Regions from separate parts of the Homo sapiens genome. Here regions 1 and 2 are each linked to region 3. The links are chromatin loops, found by intact Hi-C in ENCODE. Cell type or tissue: PC-3. All regions are shown on one strand. Links, peaks and the distances in the headings refer to the core of each region. The heading gives the core; the rest is flanking DNA.

What was found. A loop is a pair of places that touch in the nucleus more often than their neighbours do. Peaks named below come from ENCODE experiments on the same cell type or tissue, not always from the same donor. Only the 100,000 strongest peaks of a DNase experiment are listed, where the experiment ranks them.
Region 1: it touches region 3 in a loop (5-fold over the local background); 1 of 110 quality-filtered maps calls a loop at or near these places.
Region 2: it touches region 3 in a loop (10-fold over the local background); 1 of 110 quality-filtered maps calls a loop at or near these places.

The regions. Positions count from the first base shown.
Region 1 is chrX:130,388,200-130,398,798 of GRCh38, forward strand. No RefSeq gene overlaps it. Among named protein-coding and RNA genes, the nearest start is that of GPR119, 7.8 kb to the left of the region's middle. In PC-3, for the core only: CTCF peaks have their summits at 5,448 (motif pointing right) and 5,650; a DNase peak (open chromatin) is centred at 5,452.
Region 2 is chrX:130,535,437-130,546,035 of GRCh38, forward strand. No RefSeq gene overlaps it. Among named protein-coding and RNA genes, the nearest start is that of RBMX2, 140 kb to the left of the region's middle. In PC-3, for the core only: CTCF peaks have their summits at 4,453 (motif pointing right) and 4,655; no DNase peak of the experiment used is centred there.
Region 3 is chrX:130,720,469-130,731,067 of GRCh38, forward strand. All of the region lies in intron 3 of ENOX2 (ecto-NOX disulfide-thiol exchanger 2), which reads right to left. Among named protein-coding and RNA genes, the nearest start is that of ENOX2-AS1, 77 kb to the right of the region's middle. In PC-3, for the core only: a CTCF peak has its summit at 5,236 (motif pointing left); a DNase peak (open chromatin) is centred at 5,263; H3K27ac peaks cover 890 bases.

The DNA of each region.
Region 1 (10,599 bases), core at 1,024-9,023, 330 kb before region 3:
AGTTAGAATGGCAATCATTAAAAAGTCAGGAAACAACAGATGCTGGAGAGGATGTGGAGAAATAGGAATGCTTTTACACTGTTGGTGGGAGTGTAAATTAATTCTGCCATTGTGGAAGACAGTGTGGTGATTCCTCAAGGATCTAGAACCAGAAATACCATTTGAGCCAGCAATCCCATTACTGGGTATATACCCAAGGGATTATAAATCATTCTACTATAAAAACACATGCACACATATGTTTATTGCAGCACTATTCACAATAGCAAAGACTTGGAACCAACCCAAATGCCCATCAATGATAGACTGGATAAAGAAAATGTGGCACATATACATCATGGAATACTATGCAGCCATAAAAAAGAATGAGTTCATGCCCTTTGCAGGGACTTGGATGAAGTTGGAAACTATCATTCTCAGCAAACTAACATAGGAACAGAAAACCAAACACCACATGTTCTCACTCATAAGTGGGAGCTGAAAAATGATAAGAACATATGGGCACAGGGAGGGGAACATCACACACCAGGGGCCTGTTGGGCGGGTGGGGGGCAAGGGAAGGGATAGCATTAGGAGAAATGCCTAATGTAGATGACAGATTGATGGGTGCAGCAAATCACCATGGCACATGTATACCTATGTAACAAACGTGCACGTTCTGCACATGTATTCCAGAACTTAAAGTATAATAAAAATAAATAAAAATAAATTTTTAAAAATGAGGTATGATAGTTATGAAAAGGCTTCATAAAGTGTAAAATGTTACATGGGTATCCAGTGTCTTCTAGTCTCTGCTAATCAAATTAACACACTGTTAATCAAAGTGTGTATCAGAAGCATTGTTATGACCTGAGAGCTTGTTAGAAATGCAGAAGCTCGGCCAGGCACACTGGCTTACGCCTGTAATCCCAGCACTTTGGGAGGCTGAGGCGGGCAGATCACTTGAGGTCAGGAGTTCAAGACCAGCCTGGCCAACATGGCGAAACCCAGTCTCTACTAAAAATATGAAAATGAGCTGGGCGTGGTGATGGGTGTCTGTAATCCCAGCTACTCGGGAGGCTGACGCAGGAGAATTGCTTGAACCTGGGAGGTGGAGGTTGCGGTGAGCCAAGATTGCGCCACTGCACTCCAGCCTGGGTGATAGAGTGATACTATGTCTCAAAAAAAAAAAAAAAAAAAAGAAAGAAAGAAAGAAGAAATGCAGAATCTCAGGCCTTACTCAAGACCTAGTGATGCAGTCTGCAGTTTAACAAGATCTCCAGGTGATCTGCATGCACATTTATCTTTGCCTCTCTCCTACTCTCAGGTGTCTAGCTGTATTAGTTTTCTTTTGCTGCTGTAATGAACTACCACAAACTGACTTAACACGAATGTAGTATCTTACAATTATCAAGGTCAGAAGTCCAAAGTGGGTCTTACAGGGCTGAAGTCAAGGTGTTAGCTGAGCTGTGTTCCTTCGGGAGGCTCTAGGGAAGAGTCCATTTCCTCAACTTTTTCAGCTCTCAGAGGCTGCTTGCACTCCTAGGCTCCTGGACACATCACTCCATGGTCACGTCTTCTTCTCTGACCTTCCTGTTTCCCTTTTTTTTTTTTTGGGACAAAGTCTCACTCTGTCGCCCAGACTGGAGTGCAGTGGCGCCATCTTGGCTCATCACAACCTCCGCCTCCCGGGTTCAAGCGATTCTCCTGCCTCAGCCTCCTGAGTAGCTGGGATTAGAGGCATGTGCCACCACGCCCAGCTAATTTTTTTGTATTTTTAGTAGAGACGGGGTTTCACCATGTTGGTCAGGCTGGTCTCGAACTCCTGACCTCGTGATCCGCCCGCCGTGGCCTCCCAAAGCGCTGGGATTACAGACATGAGCCACCACACCCGGCCCCCTGTTTCCCTTTTTAAAGGACCCTTGTGATGACATTGGGTCCACCTGGACAATCCAGGATAACTCCTCCATTTCAGGATCCTTAACTTAATCACATCTGCAAGTATCTTTTGCCATGTGAAGTCACATATTCACAGGTTCCTAAGATTAAGACACGAACATCTGTGTTGAGGGACATTTTTCTACCTACCACGCTGGTATTCTCTGCTGCATGGATCTCTTCCCCCCCAAACCCCCCTTCAACAGTCTGCCATTGGAACCAGGCTACTGGGAGAGGAACTCTAGGAAGGTAGCCAGGATAAGCCAGGCCTAATTTCTCATGGTGCCTCGATCAGCCATGTGCCTGTGATGATTTAGCTGCATCTTGCCTAAGGACAAAGGTGTAGCGACATTTAATAAATACCTCTTCCTGAATGACTAGACTGGTACATATATTACTATAAAATATTATGCAGCAGTGTGAAAAGAATGATATAGGTTTATATGTACTGATATAAAGAGACTTCCAAGATATGTTGTTGATTGACAAATCAGAAACCAGTTTCTAGAGTCTTGGCTCACTTATGAAAAAAACCCCTGAACCCAAATATATGTGGATGTAAATGCACAGAATGCATAGAAAAGAGACTATTAACAAAGAGTGAATAACTTTGAGGAGGGAATGGGACTGGTGGGGGCTGAAGAGTCACGATTTGCTTTGAATACTTTTTACTTGTCATATATATATATAATATATAATATTTTATTATTATTATTATTATTTTGAGACAGGGTCTCATTCTGTCGCCCAGACTGCAGTGCAGTGGCACGATCTTGGCTCACTGCAACCTCCGCCTCCCGGGTTCAAGAGATTTTCCTGCCTCAGCCTCCTGAGTAGCTGGGATTACAGGCACCTGCCACCACGCCCAGCTAATTTTTCTATTTTTAGTAGAGACGGGGTTTCACCATGTTGGCCAGGCTGGTCTCAAATTCCTGACCTCAGATGATCCGCCTGCCTTGGCCTCCCAAAGTGCTGGGATTACAGGCGTAAGCCACCGCGCCGGATAACTTGTCATATATTTTCACAGCGAGAATGTATCTATGTAATTTCAAAAGAAACAAACATGCCCCTTAACTACCTCTCCCTGTTCCAACCCAGGCACCATTTTGCAAAGGGATTTTCCAAACAACACAAAAGTGCATGTGTGTGTGAGTGCACACCCATGCAAATATATATAGTCACATATCTCTTAATGATAGAGATACGTTCTAAGAAATGCATCATTAGGCAATTTCGTCATTGTGTGAACATCACAGTGTACTTACACAAACCTAGATGGTATAGCCTACTGTACATCTGGGGTATATGGTATGGCCTATTGCTCCTAGGCTACAAACCTATAGCTTGTTACTGTACTGGATACTGTAATTATTACACAATGGTAACAATTGTGTATCTAAATATTTGTGTATCTAAATATATCTAAACACAGAAAGTATTTGTGTATCTAAATATATCTAAACACAGAAAAGGTACAGTAAGAATACAGTATTATAATCTTATGGGACCACCATCATATACGTGGTCCATTGTTGACTGAAACATCATTATGTGCCACAGAACTGTATATATTTATATATACACATACATATATACACTATTTTATGTATGTAATATATGTTATATACAAAATACACAGATACATATGTACACTATATAGTATACACATTATATATATTAAAATAACACATACATACATACATGAAAGAGAAAGAGAGAGAGAGAGAGAGACAGAGACAGAGACAGAGAGGATGTGTGTTTCCTTTTATTTATATTGCTGTTACTAGCCTGAGCTACAACTGTAAAGAGAGGGGTATATGTGGATTGAAAGAAATGTAGGACATGACAGGGTGGGAGAATCAGTATTTGAGGCTCTTCTTGGAGTGGGAGGCGCTTTGAGGAAATAGCCCTATCCTTCTGGGGCATCTGAGTCTTCTTGCAGCAATGGATGACACCAGCTAACATTTATGGGGCCTTTAAGTGCCAGGTACTGTGCTAAATATACAACATGGAGTTTCATTTAACCTTCACGACAATTCTGTAAGGTAGGTACTATTCATGCCTTGATTTTACAGGTTAGGAAATCAAGGCACACAGAGAGGGTGACTTATTTCCAAAGGGCTACACCACTTATAAGTGGAAGATGTTGGAAATCGACATACAGGCCAGCAGCTTGTGTGAGACCTGTGGACAGCCACCAAGAGTTCATCCCATCTCATGTCAACCACAGAGATTACATCTTGTCCCCTTTTGTTACCAGTTTGTGTCTCTGTGCCTTTGCACATCCTATCACACTGGCCTTCAAGCTGACACTTTTATACTCTGGGTTTTTTTAAGGTCGTTAGGCTGAGAAGTAGTAGAAGCCTTTCTTTTTAAATAAAGTCCAATGATCATGGAAAATGAGGCTCATTTTACCCTGAGCCCAAGGAAATGTATAAATCTGGACTCATGTGTACCTCTCCATTTATCTTATCACTCCTGCTTTCCATTCCTGCTATTGCCTCTTTCATTCAGTACTTTATTATCTTTCATCTGCACTATTACTGTAGCCTTCTAACTACTCATCCTGTCACCCCACACAAACATTGCCTACACAGCAGGTTTATGGAGTGCCTATTCTATGTTAGTTACTATGATAGGAAAGAGCTTTTCATACATTCAATAACATGTTGTGAGCTATGGGTTATTATCTCATCTCCATTTCATAAGTAAAGAAGCTGAGGCTTGGAGAGATAAAGGGACCTGCCCAAGGTTACCCAACTAGAAAGGGGTGGCAGAGCTGGGATTTGGAATCCAGTTCTCCTTACGCCTGGTCCAATGGTCTTTTTGGTATTCCATGTTGCAGAAGCCTGGGTGTGGTAGGCTGAATAATGCCCCCTGCATAGATGTCCATATCCTAATCCCTGGAGCCTATGAATATATGACCTTACTTGGCAAAAGCTAGTTTGCAGATGTGATTAAGTTGAGGATCTTGAGATGGAGAGATTATCCTGGATTTTTCCTGTGAACCCAGTGATATCATCCCTGTGAGCCCAGTGTTATAAGGGCCCTTAAAACAGGGAGTCAGGAGATCAGAGTGGGCAGTTTTGGAGATGTGATGACAGATGCCAGTGGTTGGAGTGATGCAAGGAAGGGATCACATGCCAAGGATTCAAGAGGCCTCTGGAAGTCAGAAAAGGCAAGGCAAGGAATCCTGTCCTAGAGCCTCCAGAAGGAATCAGCCCTGCCAACACTCTGACTTTAGCCCAGTGAAACTGATTTCAGACTTCTGACCTCGAGAACTGGAAGATAATAGATTTGTGTTGTTTTAAGCCACAAAGTTTGGGGTAATTTGTTACAGCGGCAATAGGAAATTAATACATTGGTTTCAAGGGTTAGTATGTGGAGACAATTCAAAAACTAGGTCCTGGTTATATCGCTGCTTGGCGGTGGTTACTGCCCAAGAGGCATTTGGTTGCAATACTACAAGTGTTCCTACATAGCCAGGAAACAGCAGCATTGTTGGCCTGAGATGCCAAAATGCCAGTGGCCAGGAAGCCCAGCAGAGGGCACACTCTGCAGGGAGAAAGTAATCCTTGGAAAGGCTCTGCTCCTGTTTAGCTGGATAAATAGGACACTTTTTGCACTTCTGGGTTGCTCTGAATTTGTTGCATCTTAGCTGGGATTCATGCAAGCCAGAGTAGCTCTTCAGGGACCTAGCATGGTCCCTGAAGACATTTTCATTTGTCACTCAGGACTCAGAACCTTCTTGCTCCATTAAAAAAAGGATTTATATAGTTACAACTAGTAGGCTGAAATCCTTCCGTCCCCTGCAGAATAGAGTTGAGTAAAAACACACATACCTTTTTGGCCGATGTCCATGGCTTGTGGAATGGGGTGGGGTGAGGGGAGAAAATATATATTCAATTAATGTTTCTAGCTTTTTTCATTGCAAATCTTTCTTGAAGTGTATTCTTCAAGAAAGACACCAGTCAGGGGGTCATGCTAGGCTGAGTTTTATATAGCAGCCCTCCAACTCTCAGAAAGCGATTTCCACCTTTTTCCTAAGGAAGAACTGGTTTCGTTCACTAGGGGGTAAGATTTGTGGGTTGCAGAAGGGGTCAGGGGGTTTGTAACAATGGCTGGGAGTATTTGGAATGTGAAAAGAATATAATATTATTATAAATATTAGTAATATTCACCTCTTATCACAATCCTTGCAAGATCTCTAAGAGGTGATATTATCACCATTTCATAACTTGGGAAGGCTACCACAAAAAAGTTAATTGAAGCTAATTAAATTGCCCAAGTTTCTATACCTAGCAAGTGGTAGAACTGGGATTTGAACTCAGGTCTGCCAAGCTCTATGTGTCCCACCTGTTCTCTCCAGAATGTAAGTTGCTGACCAGAGATGGAATGCAAGCTGTGTGGCATCATCCTATAGCCTTGAAAACCTGCATCCACCCTCAAGAAGGATGCCACCTCCTGCCATTCCAGGGTAGAATGCTGCCAGCCTTCATGCAACATCATTGTGATTTGAGCCAAGACAGACCCATCCTGTGCTTCTTCTCTAGAAGCTTAGCATTGTCTGTCAGCTTGTCCCCGAGCACTCATGTGCTCTGGTCTTTACATTGTCATGTCTCAGTGATCTGGCTTCTTTGAGCTGTGGCCCACTCATTCCTTTCCCTAATTTGTAGACCATCTCCTATACCCTGGATCAGTGTTTCATCTAGCACTCCCGGTAACTGGCTTCTTCACCTCAGGCAACAGAGCACCCCAGGAAAACTCTGGCTCAGAACAGTGAAAATGAATAAGAGGAGGGTAAAAGCTGCCCGTGCAAGGAATCTTTTGGAGAACAGGGAGTGGGCACTAGTCATTGGCTTGGGAGGACTGACCTACCTAGGTGAAATTGTGATGACCATTTGGGAACTCTTGCTCTAGGTAGGTACCTGTTATCCCTGAAAAATACTTTTACATTCAGCTCCAGTTAGATCTGCCCAGTGCTACTTCTCCTCCCACCGGGTCTGATTGTCCCATTTGGTTCAGTCCAGCCAGCATGCCCTTTAGGCCCGCATGCCAATGGGAACTTCACATTATGAATTTAGAGTAAATGTGATTTGTGATTACAGGTGGGTTCTACCAGAACTAGAGTCATATGCTCCTCCAGCACTTTTTTTCTCTACTTTCTCCCTTTCTTCCCTGGAACTAGATTCTGCTTTTTAATCAGCTCATCAAGAATCTTGGCAGCTTCTGAAAGTTGTGCTGCTTGAGGTATGGAAAATCGCTGCATTGGCTTAGGCAGTGGAGGAAAGGTGAACAATAACAGGCAGGTGGTAAAAGACATCTGTTGTGCGTCTTTTAGAAGTCATACTCACCCCTGGAGGCAACTTGGCCTCCTCCTCCTCAAGAGTTTGGGATTCTTTTTCCAATCCCTCAAGAGTCTACGTAAGCATCAGATTGCTGGGAGCAAGCAGCTGTGCTGAGCCACGGGGGAGCTCAGGGCAGCGCAACTGTGCTTTCAATTTATCTATCTCTGACTCACATAACTCACGAGAATTCTACTACAACACCTGCTTGCTAAGCTTTGCAAACTGCTCTCAGTTATCTGACGGTAATTCATAGGTAATCATTAGATGCTCTAAATCAACTGTCCTTAGCTATTGTTTTTGAACTATGGAACTATTTTAGAATCTTATGGGAGCTATGGATTTTCTAAAAAATGCACATGTTCACATGTAAACACATCGTACACACAAATTCAGGGTCCTCACAGACTCCCTAAAGATCATGCATGTATCTTAAGTCAATATCCCTGAAGAGTTGATAAGATCTTCTGTTAATACAATGCATCATTTCTTATTTTCTTATTCCTAGGCAACCTACAATTAAGGAACAGACTTTATAAACACATACACTTAATCTGCTTTCTTAACACAAGGAAAGTATGGCCCACATCCATTCTTTTAGACTTGTGTTTTGCTTCCATCCGACACTTAAGTCTTCAGCATGGGAGAAGGTAAGTACACGATGGCATGCTGTTTAGATTTATGGGTCCTCTCAAATCAGTTTTCCTGATGGTGATGTTGTTTTGGATCAATTGAAATAAGTGGGTGAAAACATTGAAAAATTAAAGGTGCTTCTACCAAGAGAACTTTTCTGCAGTGTTTGATAATAATGATCACCTTTCACTCCCTTTTACTTTAATATAATTTTGTGTTTTTTTTAGAGACAGGGTCTTGCTCTGTCACCCAGGGTGGTGTGCAGTGGCACAATCACAGCTCTCTGCAGCTTCATCCTCCTGGGCCCAAGTGATCCTCCCACCTCAACCTCCCAAGTAGCTAGGACTATAGGCTCACACCACCATGCCTGGATTTTTTTTTTATTTTTTGTAGAAATGGGGGCCTCATTATGTTGCCCAGGTTGGTCCCGAATGCCTAACCTCAAGCAATCCTCCCACCTTGGCCTCTAAAAGTGTTGGGATTACAGATGTGAACAACTGGGCCCCTCCCCTTTTCTTTTAGAATACACGTTCTCCCGCTTTTTCATCTTCCTCTGTCATCCTCCTTCTCAGTCTCCTTTATTGACTCCTCCAGTATTTTTAACTGATTTACCAATTGAATTCATTAGTTTTCTTCCAAACCAGTCTTCTTGCCTGTTTTACCTTAGCAAAGTGTGTCACACCCAATTAGTGTCTCAAGCTGGAAACCTAAGCATCATCCTTAGATGTTTCCTCACTACCCACATCTACTTGAATCAGCATGTTGTGGCTATGAAATCTGTTGACTTTGTTTGCTCCTGCTCATCACAGCCAACTGGTATCCTAACTGATCTCCCAGCATCAAGACTTGCATGCCTTCAATCCATCCCCCACACTGGTTCCAAAGTGATCAAAGAGAAAATTGACCACGTCACTCCCAGGCTCAAAGAAACATGCTCGGATTATGTTTTTGTCCCCACATATGTTTTCCTTATAGGGTGAGCATGTTCACCTTTATATTCTCAGCACCTAAAGCAGTGTCTGCCTATAGCAAGTCCTCAACAAAAGTGGTCAGCTGGTTGACTGGTTGAATGACTGAATGATTAAGCTATATGATCACTTCTCATTGCCTACTAGCTAGAATCAGAACTTCTTGGCTTCATCTACAAGGCCCTTAACAAAATGGCCAGAACTCTTCCATCCTTATCTTCAGCCATTACCACTCTGCCCCATCCCATCCCCTGGTCACATCATATGCTTTTCACACTTTGATGCTTTTGCCTCTGGTGGTTCCACTGCTTGAAATGCTGTTTCTGTGTGGTACCCATCCTGCGTCTTCCATCTACATGTGACTGCCTTCAAGGCCAAGCTCAACAGTCACCTGACTCTATGTGACTTTCCCTGACAATCTACTTTCCACCCCCAGCTTCCTCTGACCCCCAGCACCAGAATTAATTATCCCTCAGCTGGTTCTAAAGGCATTTCACTCATACATTCAATATGACATTCATCACCTTGAATACAAAGTACTTATTTATATCTGTAACTATCTTGTAACACCGTGAGCTGCTCAAGGGCAGGTACTGGGTCATGTGGTCTTATTCACTGTAGTATCCCCAGCATCTAGGCCAGTGTCTGGGCACTGACAAACAAAGGATGTGCCTTTATGTTGGTGTCATGTGTGTTCTTATTTATTTTTATTTAAAATACATTTTTTTTTTAGTTTGGAACAATACCAGCATGGAACACCATCTTCTTTGCTGTCACCTGGAGACAAATCACCATCATCCGTCGTCTGATTTATTGTAGAGCTTCCAAACTGGTCTTCCTGCTTCTACTGTAGGCACCCCCTGCCCCCTCCCTGGTCTGTTATCAACACAGCAGCTAAGGTGAACCTACTAAAATGTACATCAGATCAAAGTTCTTTGGTGACTCCCTACCTCACACTGAGTAAATTCCAAAGCCAGTACCCAGCATGGCCATGTTTGATCTGTTCTCTTTACCTCAACTTATCCTGTGTATAGGGGTTAAGAGTGCAGACTTTGGAGCTATATGACCTGGATTCAAATCCTGGTTCTACCATTTACCAGCTGTGTGACCTAGGGCAAGCAACCTAACCTCTCTGTGCCTCTCTTTTCTCATTTACCAAGTGAGGATAATAATATCTGCCTCATAGGGTTGTTGCAAGAAGTAAATGAATTTATACATGTAAAGTACCTAGAACAGTGTCAGGTACATGGTAGGTACTAAGTAAGATTTTCTCAAATAAACAAAAATCTATCATTCTCCCCCTTGCCTACTCCTCTCCAGCCACACTGGCCTCCTTTCTGTTTCTGAAATACACTCAAAAGAGTGTCTCAGAACAATACTGTTTTACCAGACACTCACATGGCTTCCTCGCTGTCTTCCTGTGGTGGCACACGCCTGTAGTCCCAGCTACTTGGGAGGCTGAGGCAGGAGAATTGCTTGAACCTGGGAGGCGGAGGTTGCAGTGAGCCAAGATTGCACTACTGCACTACAGTCTGCGTGACAGAGTGAGACTCTGTCTCAAAAAAAAAAAATAAATAAATAAAAATAAAAATAAAAATAAAAAAAGGAAAATTCTAACCATATAGAAATGAACAAAGGGAAAATAAAATAAAGTCTTCTCTACCCCTACCCTCATCTGTTTTCCTAAAGGTAATCATAGTTGTGTGATTTTTCAATTTCATTAACCAGTAAGTATA
Region 2 (10,599 bases), core at 1,045-9,044, 190 kb before region 3:
AAAAACCCCAGCTGATTACATATTATGGCCCATTTTTGTGCACATTTTAAATTGATGGGCAAATTACAAGAAAAATTCAGAGCTCAAATGGTTAACCTGTACTAAGAGTTAAGTCAAGTCTTCTAAAGCTATCTGTCTTCCTCTCTTTTTTTCTGCCTGCTTTAAATCTGCCATTACTAAGCTGCTGGTGCTAAGACTCATTATTTATGGTCTAACTGGAATGTAAACACTGGAAACTCATTTAAAGTTAAAAGAAAAAGGGTAAAACAAGTTTTATTAAACCAAACAACCTAGAATTTTTAACCTCCCTTAAAGTTGATAGAAATAAGTCCAGCACCTCTCTTACACCTTATTCTTAAAGCTGACTCTTTATTCTATTCTACTGCAAGCTCTCAGTAGTGATCCAACTGCCTCTCTTGAGCAGCTTCGCCCTCTTGATATTAATACTTTTATAAGGAAGGTAGCATATGATTGCTATTTGGAGGGGGATCTCCAAGACTACTGCCCAGATGAAATTTCTTTATATTTGTCCTGGTAATGTTATTTACCCACACACCATAACATCAATATCCTAAGGTAGTAGGTATTTTTTTTAACATTTTGTTTTCTTATACTCTTTACAGCCCTTCTTCTTTCCTGTCTCCCTGAGTTTCCCACATATTGTTATTTTCCTTAAATGTGGCTCTGTTTTTATTCTGTCATGGCTAACTATTGTCTCAATGGCTTCACCCAGGCACCCACTCTAGCCAGTAATATATCAAGTTGCCAACATAACACAGTACTGACTACTGAATATGCCCACGCAGGCAGGCACTTGAGAATGGTATTACACTCCTAGCAGTCCCACTATCTATAGATAACACACAAGCCCAATGATCTGGATTTGACCACACTATTTACATGCACATCAAAAACACAGGTTTAGGAGGGGGACCTAGGCCAACCAATCCCTCGTGACAATCATCCACTGCAACTGAACGGATTGGGAAGGCACCAGAGAATGGCCTGTAAGGCTCGCCTCTGCGTTAAAAACTCCAAGTAGTCTGGCCCTTTCCTAGGGGCTTTAACACAAGCCCAGTGAAATTCCACCCTCAACTATAGTCAAACACACCAGGAATGGGAGCCATACGATGCCTGTGATGAGTTCACTGTGTGCCCCCACAGATTTTCTCTATGGTGGGGAAAAGACAAAGTTAAGGCCAGCAACCTTTATAGTGATTCCTTTATGCCTATAAAGAGTTCAGCTAACAGGATGGAATATATAGGAATAGGGGTCAAAACTGGACAACTTCTTAACCTCACCAACATATCTACATCTTTTCCTCGATTTTCCCTTATCCCATTTATATTTACAAATCTTATCTCTCAGGCTCCACATCCACATAACACAACAGGTCAAACATTTCCCCCCTTATGCATGAATGACTACTTTTTGGGTCATTGTCCATCCACGTTTGATCCCTGGGGACCATGGGATCCCTGGATTTATGCAAATTATACTGGAATCCAAACTAACCACACCTGTGCCTGGTTACGAGCTCCCTCCTCAGGAGTTTAACAGAAACTGGGTTCTTCTTTTCATGTGGACCCAACCTGTTTCTAGCCTTGCTTATTCAGTGGAAAGGCACGTGCACTATAGTTGCAGCCATACCTGGATTGCATATAAATATATATGTAATTTATATAAATATATTTGTGTGTATGTGTATATATATATACATATATATATAACTCCTCAGACTTCATAACCTCTAGCCAAGTTCCAAATTTAGGATCCTTCCGAAATCAGGCCCTACAAAGGCCATTCGAAAAAAACAGAAACGTGACTTAATCAACCTCCCATCATCTGGCATCCTCACCACTGAGAATCCGTGGCAGGCAGGAATGGTCTAGGACATTCTGTAGCCTGTGCAATCTTTTGGTTTGCAGGTATACCCATGCTTAAGTGTAGCATTCATAATCTCACCATCCTAGTCCGACAATCTTGAGAAGCTACAGTAACAGCCATTGAGGGCCAACAACGGGCCCTAGATTCATTGGCAGGGGTTGTCTTGCAGGATCAAGGTGCTTTGGATGTGCTTACCACTGAGGCAGGAGGCACTTGCACACTGTTAAATGAAACTTGTTGCTTTACATCAATACCTCAGGTAAAGTAGAAGAAAGTTTGGAAAAGATAAAAGAAAACATCAGGACAACAGAGGGCCTTCAAAAAGGAGTTCCTCAAGATTCCTCTTTTGCACAACTGTTTTAGAGATCCTACGGTTGGGTTGGGCCACGGGTTACCCCACTTCCCCTGCCTATAATAATGCTCATATTAGTTTGTTTATTTACAGCATGTATCGTTAATGTTATATATCTCATTTTGTGTCTTCTAGAATATAAAAATTTCAAACCAAAATGTTACTGCATCAAGGATGTCAGCCACTAAGAGAACTCTACAACACTCCTTTGGACACAGCAGGACAAAATTTTAGGCTGCAAATGCTGTTCAGCCGTGGTCCCACAGCCACCCTGCCCAATTTAATTCCCAACTCAGGGACTCAGGTCCTCATAACCTCCTGACAGACTAACAATCCTAGGTAGGGCCAACTCTATGCCCCTGGTCAGCAATAAGCAGTTGGAAGATGAGACCTTCACCCACACACCAAAGATTTGTCATTGTTGCTCTGTCACAGGGGGAATGTGGAATCCTGTTTAGGGAAAAAAAGTCAGGATGGCAGCACCAAGAGGAAGCAAAAAGAAAAAGCAGATAAGCTATATGTCTGCCTTTCTTCATACTCCAAGAGACACGGCCCTCCTGAGCAAATAACTCACAATCTTCCTGTGTCCAGCTATCACCAGACCCTCAGCTAATAGAAAAGTGCAGATTGGCTCACTGCAACCTTGGGGTTTTCAGTACTGCACAAAGCCCTCTTCAGCACACAGCACAAGCACCATGCTATAAAATCCCCAGCAAGCCTTCATCTCCTGGTAGTCAGCTCCTCTCTTGCTAACTTGCCCATTCATTGCACTCTTGCTATGTGTCTTCATCCTTTAATAAATCTGCTTTTCTTTACCTACAACCGTCTAGGTAAATTCTTCTTACCTGCGTACCACTGGCCCCAAATAGTCACTGCTCACCATGGCAAGTAGGGCCATGCTTCTTCTGAAACCTATGAGGGAGTCCTTCCTTGCCCGTTTCTAGCTTCTGGGGGTTTGTCAGCAATCCTTGGTATTCTTTGGCTTTCAACTGCGTAACTTCAATCTCTGCCTTAGTCATTGTGTGGAATTATTTTTACATGGCCCTGTGTGTCTCTGTTTTCATGTGGCCATCTTCTTATAAGGACACCATTTGAAACTGTGATATCTTCTGAGGTACTTGGGGTTAGGATTTCAACATATGTTTTTAGAAGACCCAGAACAAAGCCTAAACAAAGTGAGGAGGGTCTCCTTGTACGTGGGCAGCCCAGGATGAGAAATCAGAGCTGCAGCGGGGTTGGGAGAGGGCATCCACACATGTGGGTGGCGTGGTGCAGGTGTGTTATATCCTGGGCAATGTGAGCAAGGCATCTATGTAGGGGAAAGCCTGGGTAGGGGGGTCTGAGCCCAAGCAGGATGAGGAGAGCATCTGTGAAAAGTGCTCTGGGTTTTTGAGCCTGAACAGGGTGAGCAAGGTTGTGGTCTACATGGGGATGGGAAGTGGGGAGCCCCTATGGCTTATCAGAGCCTTAGTGGGGGTGAGGAAGGCATCCACGCAGGAAGGACAACCTAGCTTGGGGTGCTGGAGTCCACCTAATGGGAGGAGGGTGACTATGTGTGCGGATAGCCTGGTATGGGTTATTAGAGCTATCATAGGACGTTGTTGAAACAACTGGTAGAACTTAAGTGAAATCTGAAAACTCTGATGGATGAATTGTGGTTATGTAGGAAAATGTCCTAGCGCCCGTTAAATACTAAAGTATTTGAGGACTATGGGACATCAAATTGGCAACTAGAAAAAAAACTCTTTGAATTGTACCTGTAACTTTTCTGTAAGTTTTAAAATACAAAATTATTAAAAACTCTGAAGCAAATATGGCAAAATGGTATAATTCCAGAGGCCTGGGTTGTATGTCCACAGGTGCTTATTATGCTATCACTTCCAGTTTTCTATCTGATTGCAACATTACAAAATAAAAATACTTCAAAATTAAAGGTTACGCATGTTTATTATTAAAAAAAAAAGGTAAATCACTCATGAGTTTATTGCCCAAAGACACTATTAACGCTGGATATATTTTCTTTATGTCGAAAAAAGATAATTCTCAAGGTAAACAGATTTTGATGGTATAAGATTTTGAAGGGGGGATAATTTTCTTAAAGCTAAAATTAGATAGATCATTTTCCTTTTTTCACTTTTAGAGGAAATGTTAAAAATGCTCACGTTAGTCTTCTCGCCGCAGGCGCCTGTTCACGTGTAAGGCATTGCTGAAATCACTAGAGGGCGCGCTCCTGTCAAAGCCCATACAAAGTTCTGAGAATGCTGTAACATGTTTTGAAACCTTAAAATAAATTCAGCTGGGTGCGGCGGCTCACGCCTGTACTCAATCCCAGCATTTTGGGAGGCTGAGGCAGGAGGATCGCTTGAGCCCAGGAGTTCGAGATCAGCCAAGGCAACATAGCGAGACCCTGTCTCTATAAAAAATAAAAGAAATGAGCCAGGCTTGGTGGTACATGCCTGTGGTCCCAGCTGAGAGGCTGCAGTGAACTGTTATCATGCCACTGCACTCCAGTCTAGGTGACAGAGCGAGACCTTGTCTCAAAAAAAACTTCAAAAAAGCTTTCATCCATCTTTTAAAATATCAGCATTTTATCCAGGTCTTTTTTTTTTTAAATCTATCTTACATCGGCTTACTTTTAAAATCAGAAGATGTGGACTCTATTGTCTACATCATGACTGTTAAAATATTGGATTTTTCATTTATACCTAATTTTAAATTTTTGCCCTATGTAGTAGCATGAATCCTCTTGATGTTCCGTAGGTTCTTCCTACAATTTTCTCACACTTCTGCGAGGCAGAATTGTCACAATTACCCTGCCAGTGGTCCTGTCCTAGATATATCACCCTTTCTTTGGAGTTGTGAGACCTGTTTTTATTTTTATAAATTAGAAATAATCTGCTTCTTTCTAAGTTTGATGGTTTTCTTTTCTTCTTCTTCTTCTTTTTTTGACAGAGTCTCCCTCAGTCACCCAGGCTAGAGTGTAGTGGCATGGTCTCGGCTCACTGCCTCCTCCTCCCGAGTTCAAGCGATTCTCCCGCCTCAGCCTCCTGAGTAGCTGGCATTACAGGCACCCACCACCACGCCCAGCTAATTTTTGTATTTTTAGTAGACACAGGGTTTCACCATGTTGGCCAGGCTGGTCTTGAACTCCTGACCTCAGTGATCCGCCCACCTCGACCTTCCAAATTGCTGGGATTGTAGGCATAAGCCACTGTGCCCAGCCAAGTTTGATGGTTTTCTAAAAAAAAAAAAAAAAAGGTAATGGATAGTTTCCTTGCTTGAAAGCAAAATCAGTCCTCATATTGGGGTGTAGCGGGGGGAGTGTCAGGAGCTGGGTTTGTGTGAGAAGGTGTTTGGTGGTGGTAGTACTTGTTGGGGAACTTTGGCCATGAAGCAAGCCCATTGCCAGACCCAAGATTGTGCCACTGCCCTGTTGTTATGATGACTACATCGTTGGGATACAGAGAGTGTCAGAGGTGAAAGACACCTGAAAGAAAAATGTCATGTTCTATCTGTGTTTGGTGAAATCCTAGGGTTCCACAAATGTTTCATCTGAATTTCCCTAAGAAGTTCTTGAGCCCAAACTTGTACTACAGGAAAATGTGTCCATTCAAATGCCAGGCTAGTTTATTTTTTTAGTAGGCCTCAAAATACTTTTGGTGTTTTGGTACTCAGTTTTAAACTTCTTTTAAATTTTATCGATTAATAATAATAATAGCTGATACCTATTGAGTGCTAACTATGTGGCAAGCACCTTGCATGCTCCATCTGATTTAATAGTGTGGTTCACAACGTTATTTTCCCATTTTATAGATGAGGGAACTGAGGCCCAGAAATCGTAAGTGATTTGATCACTTAATTTAGACCTATTGGACTCCAAGTCTTGTTTGCTTAGCCATTAAACACTTTGGCCTTCTCATATAGATAGTTCACAACACTGTGCTTCCCCCAACCCCTCAATTCGGACCTGTGGGCTTCTTTGTATGTGAAGTTGCATAATCAAGTAAGCTGGTCACCCTCAAAGCTAGGCAAGCCTCAGAGACTTTGCACTTGTCACAACAGAGAACACAGTGCAAAGACCTGATGGAAGCATGTCTGGAGGAGCAGAAAAGTAGGCCAATGTCACTGAAGTAGAGTGAGTGAGGGGGAGAGTAATAGAAGAATGGACTGGATTAGGAACAGAGGACCAGCTTTTATAGGGACTTACAGGTCTTTGTAAGGCTTTTACTCGGAATGAAATGTGGAGCCATTGCAGGGTTTTGAACAGATGAGAGACATGAGCTGACTTAGAGGTTTAACAGGATCATTCCAGCTGCTGTGTTGAAACTAGACAGTGGGTGGTCAAGGGTAGAAACAAGGAAACAAGTTGGGAGGTATATTATTTTCCCTTAGGAAACCCTAACAAAGTACCACAAACTAGGTGGCTTAAAATAACAGAAGCTGATTGTCTCAAAAATCTGGAAGCTAGAAATCTGAAACCAAGGTGTCATTGGGGCCATGGTTTCTCTGCGACTGCGTGGAATCCCTCTTTGCCTCTTCCTAGCTTCTGTCAGTGGCCATTGATCCTTGCCATTCCTTGGCTTTCGGCTGCAGCACTCCAATCTCTGCTTCTGTCATTGTATGGCTTTTTCCATGTGTGTCTCTGCCTTCACATGGCCATCTCCCTTCTGTGTCTCCCTCCTCTTCTTATAAGGACACCAGTCATATTGGATTAAGGGCCCACCCTACTCCAGTATGGCCTCATCTTAACTTATCTAATTACATCTGCAATGACACTATTTCCAAATAAGATTACATTCTAAGGTACTGGAGGTTAGCATCACGACATATATTTTTGGCGGGGACAGACTGTAACCCATAGCAGGAAGCTATTTCAGTAATCTGGGCAAGAGATAAGGGGAGCTTGAACCAGGATGGCAGCAATAGTGGTAGTGAGAAGTGATCTGGTAATGAATATATGTGGAAGGTAGACCCAAAAGCCTTTGCTGATGAAATGGGAGTTGGCCCAAGAGAAAGAGAAGCAAAGATGACTCCAAGGTGTTTCAGCTTGAGGAACTGAAAGGATGAAGTTAGCAACAAGTGTGATGGTAAATGCAGAAAGACAGCAGATTTAGGAGAAAATCATGGTTTGGTTTTGGACAAATTAAATTTGAGATGCCTGTTAGTCATTCAAGAGGCAATGTTCAGTAGGAAGTTAGTTATATGAGCCTGGAATTCAAGAAGGAGTTCAGAGCTAGAGACTCAAATTTGGGAGTGGTTTCTAAGGAGAATGAGAGCCCACTTGTGATTTTAGGCATAAAGCTTAACACGAAGCTTACTCCAGCCAGGATCAGTTACTGGGATGCAGATGTAGACAAGACGAAAAGTTGGACTTAACCTTTGTTCCAGTTTTTCTAGGTAGGTGTGATGATGGGAGAGGGAATTGGGGAGCTGAGGATGGATGCCAAGGAGTGATGATAATAACGGACCGTAGAATCTAAGTGAAATAAACATGTAAGTGAAGATATGAGGGGGTGATAGAGGGTAAAAAGATGATTAACAGTGGGAGGGTTGTTAGAGTGGAGATATTAGAGGGAATTAGGAAGAGAGAGAAAAGAGTGGGGTGATTAAAATTGAGATTTTTTTCAGCAGAACATTGACTAAAAAGAAATTTTTTAAAAATAAAATTGAGATGTTGAAGGTCCTGCAGTAGTTTATGACGAGATCTAGGAAATAAGCCTGGATGTGGGTGACCAAGGATGGAAAGAGAGAACAAGATCTTTGGAGTGGAGGAGGTCAAGCAGCTGAGAGACCAGAGTGCTATATGGATTATTCACAATGTAGACAATGAATGTAGGTCTGCACAGACACATGCATGTATGTATGCAGACTCCACATAGATATTGAAATCACCAAGAAAGATGACAGGGGCAGTTGTGAAAAGACAGTGAACCACAAGCTCAAATCATCAATGAATAAGGGAGAGTGAACAGGAAGAGGGGAGATGATAACAACAAGGAGGTGTAGCAGGTAACACACTCTGAAACTTAGTCTTACAGCAAAGTGATTGAAAGAAGCTGGGGCAGGCAGTTTGGGGAAGGTCTACACACAGGAAGTGGTAAGGGGGAGCAAAGAGGACACCTGTTCCACCTCTGGGTCCAGTGGTACATAAAGTATGAGAAAAAAAATAGTCACCACTTGAGAGCGCTGTACAGGAAGCAATGTCTTCAGAGGGGAGCCGAGTTTTTGATAAACCCAAAAGTTCAAGGAAAATTTTGGAGAAGCTGAGAATGTAGGGAATTTTGCAGAGAGAAAGGTCAAAGGGTTTGGGAGGGTTGGGAAGGGGTGGTCGATTGAGTGAGATGAGGAGGTGCAGGAATTCATTTCCATGTGAGTGATCATGGATGATCTAGATGGTTTGAACTTTTGTGATGACTGAAGTAAATAGGCATTTAGAGCACGATGAAACCTGATGATCTCTTGGCTGGGGAACAGATGGTTAGTTTTAAATGTAGCCTCTCCTTGGGACTGGTGTGTCCTGTAGTGCAGTGTGGTCTATAATGGGAATGATGGGGTGAGGTGGAGTTGTGGTCTCACTCTCACTAGGAGCAGGTGGAACACTGGGCTCCCTTTTTTTTTTTTTTTTTACTTTTTGTGGAGAATGGGGTCTCGCTATATTGCCCAGGCAGGTCTCAAACTCCTGGACTCAAGCTATCTTCCCACCTCTGCCTCTCTAAGAGCTGGGATTATAGGTGTGAGCCACCGCGCCTGGCCCTTTGATGTTCTTAAGAGAGGCGTCAAGTCCAGAGGAGGCTTGATCTTACCAGGAGAGATTGTAACTCTCAGGGTCTCTCTTTTAATCCTATTGGGTCACTGTAATACTTCTCTTATTTCTTTTATTTTCATAGTCTGCTCATTACTTTAACATAGTACAATGATGTTTGTTTTTGTAAAACTGATACATGATCACTATGAAATATTCAAGTAATGGAGAAAACTATAATGAAACTTAAAAAATCCTCCCCAAATACCCTCATTAACACTTGGTTAACATCATCTCAGACTTCTCTATGGATTTTTACACTTGTAACTATTTTACATGGTCTTGTGTTTCCTTTAAATAATATGAGTTATTGTTGTAAACAGTTTGAGTACTATAGATTTATTCTAATCCTCTCACTTTACAAATGAGGACATTGAGTTCTAGAGAAAGGAAAGTACCTGTCCAAAGACACTCATCCCGTCAGTTAGGCCCAGGTCTCTTTTTTGTTTTTTTTTTTCTTTTTCTTGAGTTGGAGTCTCGCTCTGTCGCCCAGGCTGGAGTGCAGTGGCATAATCTTTGGCTCACTGCAACCTCCACCTCCCGGGTTCAAGCAATTCTCCTGCCTCAGCCTTTTGAGTAGCTGGGATTACAGGCACCCGGCACCACACCCGGCTTATTTTTGTATTTTTGGTAGAGACGGGGTTTCACCATGTTGGCCAGGCTGGCCTTTTGGCCAGGCTGGTCTCAAACTCCTGATCTCGTGATCTGCCTGCTCAGGCTCCCAAAGTGCTGGGATTACAGGCGAGAGCCATGCTCCCAGCCAGGCCCAGGTCTCTTTACTTTCCAGTTCAGTGGGTCTCTTTAAGCCGTGCTCCTCTCTTCTTCTCTTACCTTCTACATAGCATGGTCCCTGATATTTCAACTCATAGATTTCTGCATTCAGAGATCTCACTTTGCCTTTGGTTTTGAACACTTATTCATCTAGTCATTCAACAAACCTTTATTGGACATCTGCTATATGCCAGGCAAAAATGTTAGGCACTAGAGGTGTGGTGATGAGCAAAACAGACATGATCTCTCACCTCATGAAGCTTACATTCTACAGAATGCACAGAAAGTTTGTGCTTTACTTCCTAACTTTATCCATTCAGGCCAAGGCGCATATAACTATGCACTTGTTTATAACCCCAAGTCATTCGATGGTGATGGGAAAAGAAAAGAAAAATCGTTAGACTTAAAGTCATATCACTAGCACATGGGAGTACCAAATGAATACTTGATAGTCATAGATACTAACAAAATCCATGAGGTCTAGAATACTTTTCTGTAACTATAGTTTCAAGCATTAATTTAAAAGTTTAATTTAAAAATGCCATAGTGTTACGTATAACAAAAATGCCCAAAACACAACATTTAAAATTTTAAAATATATATGATCTATAAGGATGCAAAAGTCCTTCTCTCTAATTGTACCTTCCAGAGGTAGCACTTCTAAACCCTCTGATGTGTGTCCTCATCAACTTTTCTCTATGCTTACATAGATTTTATTTTTTAATAATAACAGGATTGCGTAATTGTTGCCAAATTCAAACAATGCAGACAGACTTACACTGTATT
Region 3 (10,599 bases), core at 1,619-9,618:
CCTCTCGGCTGTAGTGAAAAGCATATAATCCTTAAGCCACTGCATTTAGAAAATCTGATTGTAGCTTGCAGCACAGACCCACAGAAGACATGTTTACTTCTGGCAGAGTCCAATACAAGCTTAGAGTAAAAGCTTACTTCTGAGAAGAAAAAAAGAGTACATCTCAGTTCAGAAACAGTATAATCCACCAGGGGTAATATTTTCTAGTTACAAATGAACTAACAGATACTGACTGAGCCCCTGTTGTGCTATTTGTTAATGGCTGAGAGGGACACAGGAGAAGCAGAGGACTCTGAGAAGACTGAAGCTCTTTCCTCAGAGAGCTTAGCATCTACTTGTGGTTGGGTGTAGACAAATTCACACACAAAATAAAGACCAAACAAGCCTCTACAGAAGTCCCAAGTATAGAGCGACAAGTCTGGTTTGGCATACTGGTTAGAGGAAAAGATGGGATGTCGGCACATTCCCGCATGAATGTTACCAGTAAGACTTACACTGCCAAGCATATTAGACATTTCCATCAGCAGTAAATGCACTCACAACAGGGGTGACCAAGGGAGATGAACAGGAGGAAACTGAGGTAAATCAGAAGGACAGATGTCGTTAAAGGGAACCAGGAGGGAGGTGTCTGCCATTATCTGAATACGATCGTGTCATTTTTGAACCAAACTCCACCGACAGGGCCTGCTTCCCTGGGTACAGTGCTTTTCAGGCAAGTACTCTTGGTTGGCATGTCCCTATATACATCTAAGAACTAGAGGGCAACTGATTTAAGATTGAGTGCTCTAGTGAGCACACAGAAGGCAGATAATCTGTGTTGTGGGCTGAAGAGAGCGAGTCACATATTTTAGCTATTAAGACATACAAAGTGGTCAAGCTGTCATTCTGTTTCAGAAATTAAGGCATTTGACTTGTGTGCCTGTCCAGATGGAGTGTTATTCCACTCATAGTATATCTGCAGGGAGGGCTTGAACTTTCCTTCAAAAAGCATTTTGGATCATTTTAGCATCTTTGCTAGGGTTCACAGTGTCCCAGATGATGCCTTCTTGAGACAACTTCACTTCCCATTCTCCTCTGCTCCACAGCCACAGGTTACAGACCTCACTTTGCCTTGTCTTGCAAACATTACTGGCTATAGGAGACTCGGGCAGAGGGTGTGGATGGCTTTAGAGAACTCTACCACTGCACACACACACTGTCCTGGACACAGTGGGGCAGCACTGTTACTGTCACAGGTGAAACTGATCTTTGTAATGAGCAACAGCCTACAGAGCTTCTGGTGACGTACTTGTAAATTTCCCATTGTGAATAATAAAATTCAGAATTGCAAGCTGATTGCATTTCTTTCTATAGGACCTATTCTCTGGAACAGAAAATTGGCAATTGCTATCTCTTTTTCAGACATTTGAAAAAGACAACAATTATGCCTAAAGGAACTATCATGCTATAAGAAGTCTGTTTGTGATCCCAGCCCCTATAGATTCAAGGAATTTTAACCCTAATAATAATCTAGATGCGACTTTATAGTGTAAGAGTCCATCTTTGGATTTTTCCAGGAGTATAAATGGCACATTATTACATGACTGTTACTTGTAGAACTTGAACTGATAAGTATATCAGACACATACATCAGGAGCGCATGAACTCACAACAGGGTTGGTCAAAGGGGGTGAGCTGGAACGAGAGAGCCTGTGGTAAATTAGGAAGACAGATGAAGGTTAAAGGGAACCAGGATGGAGGTGTCTGCCATTATCTGAATATGAATATGTCTTTTTTCAGCCAAACTTCGGTGATAGGCCTTGCTTCCCCAGGGGCAGCATTTCTCAGAGAAGCAAGCTTAGAAGTCATTTGGGAAGAAATATTTCTTTATTCTGACATGAGCAGCTTGGTAGAAAAGATGAGCAGACATTTGCTTTGGGAGCAAGAGGTGCTAAGCTTAATGCCCATCATCTCCTAGAAATGGTGATGTATTGTATATACACATGGAATGTCTGCAGCTGCTTGCTATTTCCTGGAGGTCAGAGTACGCAACCTTTTATCTCTAAATATCTGGTTTTCAATCTGGCTGTATCTTGAAATCTGTCTTGAATACAGCTCAGAAAGGAAGGTTTTGGTTAAGCATGTAGTTACTAACCTTCAAGCACAACAGAATGCCAGGAGAGCAGCCTGACCTTTGCAGTAAAATTAATTTGATGCTTACAATCTAACCTAGAGTCCATAGCCTTTATTCATATGACAGAGTCACAGGACAATTTAGCGGGGATTATTAAATTCCACCTAAGCTCATCAGAGGAGAGAATTGAGGTTGATGCATATCTGGAATTACCAGTGAATTCGCCAAACCACGTGGGGAAAGGAAAGGCAGATAGACTTCTAGGAATAAAGATAAGGGGCTACACTTGGTATGTAGTAGGTACTCAATGAGAACTGATTCAGTGAATGAGGCAAAAGAGTAAGCTGAATCTGCTGTCTGACAACTAGAGAGACCCTTCCTTACACCCACAGGTGCAACTTCAATCCCTATGAGCTTCCCATACAGCGAAGTCACTTGGCAAGTGCCAGAGATCCCAAGGTGAGGATGGAGGGTGAGTGGGTTGGGTATGGTACAAGACATGCCATCCTTCTGCATTACCCTTCCCATTCCAGTTGGTGGTAGGAAGTCTGGGGCAGGACATTGTTATTCAGAAACAAAGAAAGCTAATGGATACCAATGAATCAGGAGGGATGCATTTTACTCGAAGTGGCTAAGAGAACCTCAACAGAAGAACTTTGTTGGGTTTCCAGAAAGCCTTTGCGACAGTACTACCAACTACAGCACTACCCAGGGGGAATCAGTGTTCCAGTCACTGCACTTAAACAAGCATGTTATACACAAAAGCCTAAGACTGTTTGCAGTGGGAAATCCTGGTTGGTTTTATTTAGGCAATATAGTAATGTAGCTTTCTGAATCTGATGTTCTTTATTTGAACATTCATTATGATGATTCATCTCTGCTTTTCTTTCTTTACCAATGATATTTGCATTCTACTAGGAAATATAATTCATAAAGGATGATAAAGGAATCAAAATTATCCAATTTATTTCCATCAAAGGAGCAGAAGGAATCCAGCAATGATCTGTTCTGCATCATTCTGTTTTCAGTACGTTTTTCTTTAAGTCAGGGTTTGTAGCATTAAATATTACTCTTCATTGCAGAATCAGTACTAATTTAACATCACAAGGATAATCTGGTTTTGTCTAAGGGACCCCTCCCCATTTTGTTTCCCAGGAACTGAACATTTTCCACTCCGGATGTTCTCTTGTACCATAGAAAGTATTCTGACTCTGTACCTCTCTAAGAGATACGTAGCACTAATGTGACTCTCTAAATGCCTATTAGCATTTTACCTTGTATTAATAGCTAACCGGGCACCCTTGCTATTTTCCCTGCTGAGATGTATCAATAAAAACTTTGATGGCAGGGATGACGCCTAATATACTGTCAAATTACCCGTCCCCCCGCAGGATATGGCATAGTGAATGTACAAATAGCCAACATAACTCTATCAGTTTTTGTCTTCTTCAATCTGCTGACAGTATTGTAACACCTGACAATAATTGCAGTTCACACTATTTGTTGGTATTTTTTAAAGTGGAAAGGCTTTCCTTAACTTTTATAAAAATTGTCCTCAAGTTAATCTTGCTAATGTCTTCCATACTAATTTTTTTCTTTTGCCAACTGAACTCAGCCTATATGAGAGCAATAAAATCTACTAGGGATCCTCTGGTGAGCTGGTTGATTCTGCCTATAAAAATGGCCTTAAGTCATAGAGATAATATCGGGGAATCAGGAATGATGTTCAAAATATTCAAACACCAGCATGGCATGGGCAACCAAACAGAACTGTATGCAAAACCTTAGTACTGGAGCAGAGCCTGGGAGACCCTCTTGCTGTGCCATGTGGGCATGTATGTCGGAGCGATGCTGTGAATCTCCAGCCACTATTTTCACTGTGGATTCCACAGGCATCAATCCTACCCATGGAGCCTGTGCTTTGCAAGGAAATCTCACAAGGGAAAGGACTTTGCTTTGTTAGAGAGCTCTTTATATTGCAGTTGAAGAGAGGTAAAGGAGTTGTTTCTGGGGTATTTCCTTGGAACTTGCAAATAAAGACTTGTGGTGGGTTCTGCCTCCAAGCTATTGGAAGAGACTGACTAGACAGTTACAGGCTTCTCCATTTTCATGCCTACTTCTGCCTCCTGCTAAGTTGCATCAGTTTCAAACACAAAGGTTAAGATGTGTTACCTGGGTTAAGATGTCTTAGCCAGGGGTCAATCCATGACTATTACACTGTGGGGAAGTCTAGGTGATACTAGAGGGATCAGGGTGGCCTGGGTGACAGGTGATCACTTAGAGGGCTCCTGACAGTGCTTATTTACCAACTGGTACAGAAGTTTTTCAGTATCTTTAAACTGGTATGACTGTCCAGTGCATATTGGCTGACTATCAGCCTGAAGAGACCTACTTTTCACCAGAACAGGCAGCAAAAGTAAGCAGATCCTCCTACCCATAGCTGCAGTCTCCTTAAAAAATCTGCCTCAGGGTTCAAGGAAATCTTTGTGATCCAAGTTATCTCTTATACTAACCCGAATGCAAAAACCTTTCCTATAGAAATATTAACATACTCCCCTTATTCTGTCTTCCCAGGGATATGAACTTCTAATCACTTTTTAATCTGTTAAACATGTTTTTTTTCTTTAAAGAAACTATTATTTAAAATTGCTTCCCAGTCATTTTTGAGCCTAAAAACAGGTCCCACTATCTATTGCTTTTCCAGTCCTTGCAATAATTGAGTCGAGCATGGATAGCTGAGAAGTAGAATGAGCAGCTCTCCTTGCTGTCTTCTGCTTGAGTGAAGAAAGCAAAAAATTTTGTAAAATGGCAGAGGCAGGATAACATGGAGCTCTCCCTTCAAACCATTAGAAGCAACAGAAATAAAAGTGCCATGTTTTTGTGCCCTTTAACAATCATTTTTTTATTCTAGTCCCATATCCGGGTCCCTGGGTGACAGACCTACCCCACCTCAACATGCATGGGCTGGCTGCATGTAGTTATCTTGTTCTCTTTCCACACCTGCACATGTCTATTCAATGGGGCTGTGTTACAATCAATAGCAAATACTTATCTGCTGGGAGACTGACTGAGTTCCAAGACCTTGGTTCACGTAAGGCTGTCTTTGCCATCTAGTGTTAAGTTTTGTTTGCAGGATTACTAGTGAAATTTCTCAGGAAGCTGGATAGGACATATGGGAAACTGCCAAGGTGAGTAATTCCTGCATCTCTAGAGGTGATAGCTACAGCAACAGTAGCTTATTGTGAGTAGACACCAGTTGCAAAGCTCCTTAGGCACAGGCTGGGTAAAGGGGTGAACTGGAATAATAATTTCTGTCTAGATGGAATGTCTAAGCAACAACATTGAGCATGAAGTGTTCATCATACCCTAGTGCTGGGAAGTCAAATCCTAGATTCTTGCTTAGTGATAACATCATTTGACAAAGTAGGAATTCACACAAATATATGTTTAAAAGAAAAGACCAGGAACATCGTATATACCTTACTGTCTGGAGTATCTCTCAGGTTGGACGCTAGACAAACAAAAGAACTTGGAATACACATGAACAAACAGTTTCAGATGGCATGTTACATAGTAGCTCAGAGGCAGAACCCACAAGTCTTTATTTGCGAGTTCCAAGGAAACATCCCAGGAACAACTCCTTTACCTCTCTTCAAGTGCAATATAAAGAGCTCTCCAACAAAGCAAAGCCCTTTCCCTTATGAGATTTCCTTGTAAAGCAGAGGCTCCATGGGTAGGATTGATGACAATGGAATCCACAGTGAAAGTAATGGCTGGGGATACACAGTATCACCCTGATATGCATGCCCAGTGGAAGAGACTGACCAGACAGTTACAGGCTTCTTCAATTTTCACGCATACTGCTGCTTCCTGCTAAGTTGCATCAGTTTCAAATACAAAGGTTAAGATGTCTTACCTGGGGATTTCACTTATGCAATAGATGAGCCAAACATATATACGAGTACAAATGGCTGCTTGTGAAGTACCTGAAGTTTTTCCGATAAAGGAGGAATTTGGATGTGTTACTTGGCCTGCACTCTGCCAGGGGCATATCGTGCTGACATTAGAAAAACATGCTCTTTTCAACAAGATTTAGTCTCACTTCCCTTTGCCTCCTGGTCTCTTGCTAATGACTGGAAGTAGAATGAGAGTTCGATTTTACGATGATTTAGAGGTCTGTGAGTTGGCTTTCTCCCTTTGGTATGTGACCAACTTCAAAGAAGCAATTGTGTAACTACTAAGGAAATTAGTTCTCTTCCAAGGGATAGAGATCTTTTGTCATAAGTGAGAATGAGTAACTAAGCTCTCTGACTCTTTCTCAAGAGGGCCCCTGGGCTGAAGAGGGCCTGGCTCGTGGTCTAGGTTTGCTCACTGGAGCAGCAGGCAGTCAGATGGTCAAAAAATATTGCTTGTATTCCTTTTGTAGGCAGAAGCACTGGAGTAGGGAGGTGAGGCTGGGTGAAGGGAAGACAACAGGAATAAGACAGTAAGTAAATGAACAGATGTAAAGTATATAGCACAATGCCTAATGGGCATACCTCTTTATATAGCTTCCACTTTTTGAACACCTCCTCTGTGTTAACTACTAAAATAAGCACTATGCATTTAATCCTCACAACAACATTATGAGACAGGTATTACTAATATTCTTATTTTATGGGGGAGCAAACCGAGCCACAGAAGTTTAAGTAAATTGCTCAGAGGCTTCAGAAATAGTAAAAGATGGGGTCAAGATTTGAAGTCAGATTTCTTTCTTTTGGCCCTAGGTATCAGGCTTTGTGTTTGATATATTACTAACGCCAAATCCTCATACCATTCTTGAGTTGTGGGTGTGATTATCTCCAATTACAGTTGAAGAGATGAAGGTTCAACGTGATTAAGCAACTTGTCCAAGATCATACAGGCAGTAAGTGGTAGAATGAGAATTCTAATCCAAGCCTGACCCCAAAGCCCATGCTCTTAACCACAAAACTCTGTGACCTCTTTTGCAATCTGACATATTTTAGACAGTCTTCAAATGTTTGTCCCCATCTCAAATGGTACAGTGAAGGTAGATGGAAGACAAAGAGTTGAAGGTAACTTAGACTCGGTAGTCAGAGCAGGAAAGGTTGCAGAGTTGAGCTGGAATCACATCTTCTGTTTTCTCTTGGGGCTGGTGTTGAGCAGGATGTAGTTAGAGGTGATAAAAGACAATGAGGCAAGAAGCAACTGATTTCTATCCCCTCATCTCCAAATTATAAGAGGAAGAGAGATCACTCAGAATACGAGCTAGGGCTAGGCAATAACACTATTAGAGAGTTACTATTACCTGAGGACTATTACCTGAGCTATGTAGGTGTGCTAGTTATCAATCTAATACCTCTTAGCTCCAAATTCACCCTTGTTGCCTGCTCTGTGAAAATGGTTCTGGGCCCTTTATATATTTTTCCTTTGCCAGCTGGCACAATGTTAAGCTTTGTCAGTAGAGGGCGTTAGGGAGACATTTCAGGAGGAAGGGGCTTTTCTTTGTGGGTCCTGTGTGCTGGTGTGCTAGGTGTGCTCACTTGGCAGGTTCCTGTAGTTCAGGCTTTCAGCTTCCCCAGGGCCCAGTTCCCACAGCACACACAGCTCCCCAAGCACCAGGTTCCTGCAGCATGTGCAATTTTTCAAGCATGCAGCTCTGGTAGTATAATCAGCAGTGCCCAGCAGCTTCTCCCAGTACCCATCCCTCAGGATGTTTCATGGTGGGGTGCCTATTGTGAGATACCTCTCTGTGACCAGCTTTCCCTGACACTATAGAGGGTGGATTTCCCAGAAGTTCCACAGGGCAGAATTCCAGCAAGTTCTGCTGATGTAGTACCACAGCAATTTCTCTGCTATTTAATGAGTCATGACTGTGCCCTTGTCCTGCAAGATATGGATCTCAGCCCTGGGGAAAAGGTTCTCTCCTGGGTGCCCTAGTTCAGCTCTAGGTGTAGGGGCTGCTCCTTATATTTGTTAGTCCTATATTCTTTGTAGTTGTTTTTACTTCTTACTGGCCAATCCCCTGTTATAGTTAATATTTATATTAAAATTTTTCTGTTCAAATTACTGTGTGATTTCTCTCTCCTGATGTTTTCCAGACATATAGGGTTAATTCCTCTTCCTGCATCTCAACATTCTGTAAGGTGATGACTAGGGCAAAGGGATACTTCTAGGGATACCTACATTCGTAGGTAGGGAGGATGGACTTTTCCTAGAGACAAGGTCCAAAGAGAAAAGAGCATTTTCTTTTTCAGGAGGTAAAAGATGACTTCTCTGTCTTGCTTTTTAATATACAAAAATGAGTTAGAACACGTGTGGCCTTTCACTTGCTCAATTTTTTTCAATGAGGAGGAAAGAACCTGTTAGATAGGAAAGGAAACTGAAGTCTGTGGACTGCGTGGATTGTGAGACTCAAAGGACTCATGATCATTCAGAGTTTAAACAGTGCTTAAAGCTCTATAGCCCAGGTATTCCAAGGGGGAAGTGACTACTTGTGATGATAGCCTTCAAATGACTACCATCTTTAATATAATGACCAATATTGTACTCAATACCTCTATGACTACCCATACAACCCTTACTCAAAGCTCAAGGTTATATCCCCTCCTCTGCAAGAGATCAAATGTTTTCTTTGCTTAAAATTTTGCTTTTCCATGGACATATGTATAGAAATTTTCAGACATCATAAAATTCATGAATTCTGGAAAAAGCTTCTGAATCCTCAGGGTAGAAGTTTGGGGTTTAGAGTTTGCACATCAGGATGTTTTCCAAATATCACTAAGAGAAATGATTTTCACAAGTGCAGAATACCATCATAATTTTTATATTACTCATGGATTTATGCAGCTGAGTTCCTTTTGAATTTGAGTAAAATATTTTCCAAAACACTTGTTGTTAATTAACTACTACCTTTCTACCGTGACTATTTTTTTTGCTTCCTGCCTCCAACCAGCTCAAAGTATAATACTGTCTCTCCAAAGCTCAATGACTAAGAAATGGAAGGCAAGTAGTTAAATAGGAGATAATATGGAAACGTAAATTTCAAGGTCTGATCATCAACTAAAATGCTCCCTATCATAATACAAATTCATCTTTGTGATATTTATGAAGCATTGGCTCACAACAAATTCAGAAATACTAAAAGCGTCACAGCTAATCAGATGGCCTGCTCAATCACTAGAAAGTTTCTAACATACACTTCCCATGTGCTAGAACCCTCATAGCAATAACAACAGCATTGGAGGCCATAGCAGCTTTCGATAAAGAATGTTTAGCCAAAGTGGCCTGGAATACCTATGGTCTTTGAGAGGCTTCCACGTGGTCCTCCAGATCATCCAAGGTATTGTGTGTTCATGTGTGGGTGAAGGTCCCAATCAACACAGGTGAAAGAGAGAAGTCTGAGCCACAGGGTACGATTCTCCTGCTAGAAAACCAGTCAATTAAAGTTTCAGAAAATCGGTCCAACTATAGTCTCTGTTTCCCTTCCTGTGTTTGCTCCTCCAAATTTTGGTTCTGGCCCAAGTTCTTAGATGCCTTCACTAGCCTTCCCTTTGTCACTCTGTCCTCCACATATACGCACATGTATATACACAGAGGGATCATATAACCAAGAATAGAATGGGAAAAGGAGCATTGTTTCAGAGCAGTCTGATGTTTTATACTGCAGTAGCTGGTGGGGACAGGTGGAAGTGACATGTAGAAATTTGTTGCTCCAGTTAGAACTTCCTAAAGAATAAGAAGACCATTGATATTAACCAGGAGTTGCTGTGAACCAATGCAGACCTGCCTTCATGTTCAGAACAGAAACCAGTCCTATGTTGCTGCCATTATAATGATTGTAGATTAGAGCACTAGTTTTTACCCAGGGTGGTTGGATGGTCTGGCACATAAAGAACTGGTACTGACAGGAGGAGAAGCCTAGTGTTTAAGATGGGCCTGTAAATCAAAAAGCATCTGAGACAAGTCTCAATCAATTTAGAAAGATCCTTTGCCAAGGTTAAGGATGCACCTGTGACACAGCTTCAGGAGGTCCTGATGGCATGTGCTGAAGGTGGTCAGGGAACAGCTTGCTTTTATACATTTTAGGGAGACATAATACATCAATCAATACATGCAAGATTGACATTGGTTTGATCTGGAAGGGCAGGACAACTCGAAGTGGTGGGGGGCAGAGGGTGGGATGGGGGGAATGGGGGGCTTCCAGGTCACAGGTAGATTTAAATATATTCTGATTGGCAATTGGTTGAAAAAGTTATCAATAGAAAGGAATGTCTGGGTTATGATAAGGAGTTGTGGAGACCTAGGTTAGAGAGAATAGACTGTAACTGTTTCTTATCAGACTTAAGGTCTGTGTTGATGTTAATGCTGGAGGGGTATAATGAGGCATGTCCAACCCCTACTACTGTCATGGCCTGAACCTGTATTTCAGGTTAAATTTTAGGGTGCCCTGGCTGAGGAGGGATACATTCAGATGGTTGAAGGGG